Linked DNA regions of Homo sapiens: region 2 is linked to region 1. Evidence: read pairs that join two places in POLR2A ChIA-PET (ENCODE). Cell type or tissue: GM12878. All regions are shown on one strand. Region 1 overlaps ALPL (alkaline phosphatase, biomineralization associated). Region 2 overlaps ECE1 (endothelin converting enzyme 1).

The links. ChIA-PET counts read pairs that join two places held together with the same protein. Peaks named below come from ENCODE experiments on the same cell type or tissue, not always from the same donor. Only the 100,000 strongest peaks of a DNase experiment are listed, where the experiment ranks them.
Region 2: POLR2A ChIA-PET joins it to region 1 with 7 read pairs; 3 of 35 experiments call an interaction of 5 or more read pairs at or near these places.

The regions. Positions count from the first base shown.
Region 1 is chr1:21,519,935-21,522,434 of GRCh38, forward strand. All of the region lies in intron 1 of ALPL (alkaline phosphatase, biomineralization associated), which reads left to right. Among named protein-coding and RNA genes, the nearest start is that of ALPL, 12 kb to the left of the region's middle. In GM12878, no CTCF peak of the experiment used is centred here; a DNase peak (open chromatin) is centred at 1,185.
Region 2 is chr1:21,284,046-21,286,545 of GRCh38, forward strand. The region is part of intron 2 of ECE1 (endothelin converting enzyme 1); the gene reads right to left. Among named protein-coding and RNA genes, the nearest start is that of ECE1, 5.2 kb to the right of the region's middle. RefSeq lists an enhancer at 1-454. In GM12878, no CTCF peak of the experiment used is centred here; no DNase peak of the experiment used is centred here.

The DNA.
Region 1 (2,500 bases):
GGGAACCTGAGGTCAGTGCTGGGAACGCAGGAGTGGTGGCTCAGCAGAGGCAGGGGTTGTGCTGCCCCCCGCATCCCACCCAGATACACCCTATCCTGTTTTAATCAGCCATTGACCTTGGACAAGTCACTTTAACACTGCCAACCTCAGTTTCCAGGCACTTATTCTATTTTTCAGGTTTTTTTTGTTGTTGTTGTTTGTTTGTTTTTTGAGACAAGGTCTTGCCCTGTCACCCAGGCTGGAGTTCAGGCACGATCATAGTTGACTGCGGCCTTGACTTCCTGGGCTCAAGTGATCTCCTGCCTCAGCCTCCCGAGTAGCTGGAACTGCAGGCTTGTGCCACCATGCCCAGCTAATTTTTTTTATTTTTTATTTTGTGAGATGAGGTCTTGCTTATGTTGATGAGGCTGGTCTTGAACTCCTGGGCTCAGGCAATCCTCCCACCTCAGCTTCCCAAAATGTTGGGATTAACAGGCGGTGAGCCACCAGGCCTGGCATATTTTTCAGTTTTTAAAGCCATTTCTTTTTTCTCTTTTTTTTTTTTTTTTTTTGAGACGGAGTCTCGCCCTGTCGCCCAGGATGGAGTGCAGTGGCTTGATCTTGGCTCACTGCAGCCTCCCAGGTTCAAGTGATTCTCCTGCCTCAGCCTCTGGAGTAGCTGGGACTACAGGGGTGTGCCACCACGCCCGGCTAATTTTTTGTACTTATAGTAGACACGGGGTTTCACCGTGTTAGCCAGGATGTTCTCGATCTCCTGACCTTGTGATCCGCCCACCTTAGCCTTCCAAAGTGCTGGGAGCCACGGTGCCCGGCCGAAAGCCATTTCTTATTCATGAACTCACCGAACCATCAAAGCAACCCAATAAAGTATTCACATCATTTTGCAAAGTGGGAGACTGAGGCTTGGGGAGGCAAGCAACTTGCCTGAGGTAAAATTGATGGTAAAACCAGGCCTCAAACTCAGGTCAGGATCCCAGGCTGAAGGTCTTTCCCCAGCTGTGTCTCCAGTCTCTCTCATCGTTGCCTTTGTACCTGCCATCCCCTCCCCTGCAGCAACCTCTCCCTGTTTGTGTTGCCAGTTGGCATCATGGCTGTTTTTCTAGAGCTTGCTTTGGATATCTTGAACCCTTTGTAATCTGATCATCCACATAGCATCTGGCTCTGAGTTTCAGTTCCTGGAGGGTAGGAGCCCCATCTGAGTCACTCGTGAATTCCCATGCCTAATAAGATGCCTGCTTTCAGCAAGCGTTTAATGACTTTTTTTTTTTTGAGACGGAGTCTGCTCTGTCGCCCAGGCTGTAGTACAACGGCGCGATCTCGGCTCACTGCAACCTGCGCCTCCCGGGTTCAAGCGATTCTCCTGCCTTGGCCTCCTGAGTAGCTGGGATTACAGGTGCCTGACAGCACGCCTGGCTAATTTTTGTATTTTTAGGAGAGACAGGGTTTCATCATGTTGGCCAGGCTGGTCTCAAACTCCTGACCTCAGGTGATCCACTTGCCTTGGCCTCCCAAAGTGCTGGGATTACAACAGCCCATTTAATGACTTTTGAGTTCATGAAAGGCTGCCCCACTCGGCAAGGGTTTCCACAGCTGGCCTGGCTTTGTTACCATGGGGAAGCCTGGGAGGGATGCCCCACTGGGTGTGACTCTTGAGCCACTCAATGCGAAGCCTGGCCACCCTCCCCAGACCTTCACTGGTGTCCTTGCACGAATGCCACCAGCTCATAAATGGTTAGTGATTGGCAGCAGGACAAGCCAGTGTCTCTGGGTCCAGTTTTCCTGTTGGCAGTTCAGGCCTTTAGTCTCACTCAGGTATGAGGTGCCCAGTGTCATACCTCTGGCCAATGTCTTTGTCCATTTTGTTCACAGATGTACCCCCAATCCCAAACAGCCTTAATTTCTTTAATAATAATAATAGTCATAGCTGTAAATTTGCTGAATCTGCATGTACCATGCTTCCTGGTGCATAGTAGGCACTTAATACATATTTGTTGAATGAATGAATACTCGCAGCGAGTTAACATTTCTTAGAGACTGAGAGTCCCTAAGTGAAAGGTCACTTGCATGACCTCTGTGCCTCAGTTTCATGTGTCGACTCCGTGAGAGGTACTCAGAGGAGTAACCAATACATATGTCCATTTTTTTTTTTTTTTTTGAGATGGAGTCTCGCTCTGTCGCCCAGGCTGGAGTGCAGTGGCGCAATCTCGGCTCACTACAAGCTCCACCTCCTGGGTTCACGCCATTCTCCTGCCTCAACCTCCCCAGTAGCTGGGACTACAGGCACACACCACCACGCCCAGCTAATTTTTGTTGTATTTTTTAGTAGAGACAGGGTTTCACCATGTTAGCCAGGATGGTCTCCATCTCCTGACTTCATGATCCGCCCGCCTTGGCCTCCCAAAGTGCTGGGATTACAGGCGTGAGCCACTGCACCCGGCCAGGTTTGTTTAAAATATATCATGAACCAGGCTGTGTTCTAAGCAGCTCACATGTATTTTTT
Region 2 (2,500 bases), 240 kb before region 1:
GGGTGCAATGGAAAGGGCTGGGCCGTGAGTCAGGGCACCGATCTGCTTCCAATGGCCGCTGGCCTCGGCTGAGTCTCTTCTTTGCATCCCTGTCGCACCTGCCCAGCCTCCTTCATGGGACTGTGGAGGGGATCCGTGAGATGAGGTCACAGCATGGGGAGATGTGACTGGTTTCTTACGTTTCTTTTGGAAATGAGGTCCCGTCAAGCATGGGAGACTGGCCTAAGCAGCTTGGAGGGTAGGAGGATTGGTGGCAGGCAGCCCAGTCCATCTCAGGAGAGGGGACTGTGAAATGGCCATCCGCTAAGAGGCAGCGCTGATGCCTGGAAGATGCAGAATCACTGCAGATGCTCAGCTCGCTGGTGGGCTTAATTTCCTACTTATTGTCGTGGGAGGCAGAAAGAGAATGAGAAGGAGGGGGTGCCCTCAAAAGAGAGAGGTGGAGAATGAGACAAAGAAATGAGAGAGCCAGAGAAACAGAAAGAGCGAGAGAGCTAGAGTAAGGGAAAAAGAGCAGCGCTATCCAGCCAGGAGTTCCCAGGGTTTCCACAGCCAAGGGAACAAAGCCCTAATCCGGGACACATATTTGGTTACAGAAGTGAGTGCTTGGCTCACCTAGGCTTACAGCAAGAACAAGTTCTGCAGGTGAGGATGGGGCCTGCTGCCTGGGGCCCACGAGACAAGCCGGGAGCAGAAAGGGTGGGGAGCCAGGTGAAGCCAGGTTTTCAGAGTCAGGTCGGAAGGGAAGGCAGAACCCAGCAACCTGGGCTGCACGAAGCAGCAATGGGAGTGGTCTGGGCAAGGGTCTGGCAGGGATCCCACCCCTCTGCAGCCCAGAAACCCAGCCACCTGGGAGCGCTGGCAGGGGCACCAGGCTCCCTGGAGTAAGCCTTTGAGAGCAAGTCGACTGTGACAGCCCAGCCTGCGAGGAACCCTGCCTCCGAAAGTTCCCCAAAGTCAGTTTGGGGAAGTTTCTTCCAGTAAAGTTTCCATGAGGTGGCCTTCTGGCTGAGGCAATGGGGTCAGTCCAGAGCAAAATTCTCAAGTCCTTGTGTCCTCTTGTCTCTGCCTGAGCCTTGTCTGCTACCCCACCCAGATGCCTGACTTTAAATGACTGGTAACAGCTTAAAATATGATCCGTTGTAGGGGAGGGCACTCCTCACATCTTAGCAAGAATCAAAGGCTAATATTTACAAGTACTTTCCAACTTTCATCGCTTCCCAGAAGGAACACCCAGCTCCCCACAGCATGGGAGAAAGATGGTAACCCTGAGAAGTCAAATATCCCACTGTGTGTTGCTGGGCAGTCTCTGGGCCTCAGTCTCCCATCTCTAAAATGAGGAGGCTGATTGAGGTCCCAGGTGTGACTTCTCAGACTCTCAAACCTCAAGGCTATATAATAGGCAAACAGAGTTGATAACAACTCCAGGTAAACAGACATGTCTTTTTAAAGTATTGAGCGGGCTTGTCCCTGAAATCACCCTGGAAAGACAGCTTTGGCCAGGCATGACGGCTCATATCTGTAATCCCAGCACTCTGGGAGGCCAATGTGAGAGGATCGCTTGAGCCCAGGAATTCAAGGCTGCAGTGAGCCATGATCACGCCACTGCACTCCAGCCTGGGCAACAGAGCAAGACCCTGCCTCAAAAAAAAAAAAAAAAAAAAGGCTGGGCACAGTGGCTCATGCCTGCAATCCCAGCACTTTGGAAGGCCGAGGCAGGTGGATCACCTGAGGTCGGGAGTTTGAGGCCAGGCTGGCCAACATGGTAAAACTCCATCTCTACTAAAAATACAAAAATTAGTCACGCATGGTGGCGCACGCCTGTAATCCCAGCTACTGGGGAGGCTGAGGTGGGAGAATTGCTTGAACCCAGGAGGTGGAGGTTGCAGTGAGCTGAGATTGTGCCACTGCACTACAGCCTGGACAACAAGCAAGACTCTGTCTCAAAAAAAAAAAAAAAAAAGAGAAGAGAAGAGAGCCCTGTGCAAGGTGGGAAAAAAATGAGAAAACTATAACTAAGAATTTAATATCTCACCTTTCTTTTTTTCTTAACAACAACAAAAAAAGATTTTTAGAAGTAATTGAATGAATTTCAAAGGTTTTGGTAGACATGGCCATCTGCTCCTCAGTTCAGGCTGCAGGTGTAACTTCAGCTATATCCCTTCCTGCCGCTGAAAATGGTGTATGTTCAGGTGTGGGAAGATCAGGCAGCTGGCTTTGGCAGAGCAAGAGGCTTCAGAGCAAAAGCTAGCATATTTAGATGTATATTATTATATCATGTCACTCATAGTGAGTTTCTGTAATAATCCTTGTAATAACCTAATAACCAAATCCATTTTCTAAGCATTATCCAAAATGCTTTCCCTCATACTGTCCCACTGAGCCTTTGCAACAGCTCTGAGAGGTGGGCTAATAATATTAACCCCATTTTACAAAGAAAGCTGTGGAAGTGAGTTGCTTTCAGGTCTCACAGCGCAGGAGAGACAGAGCTGGGGCTCCA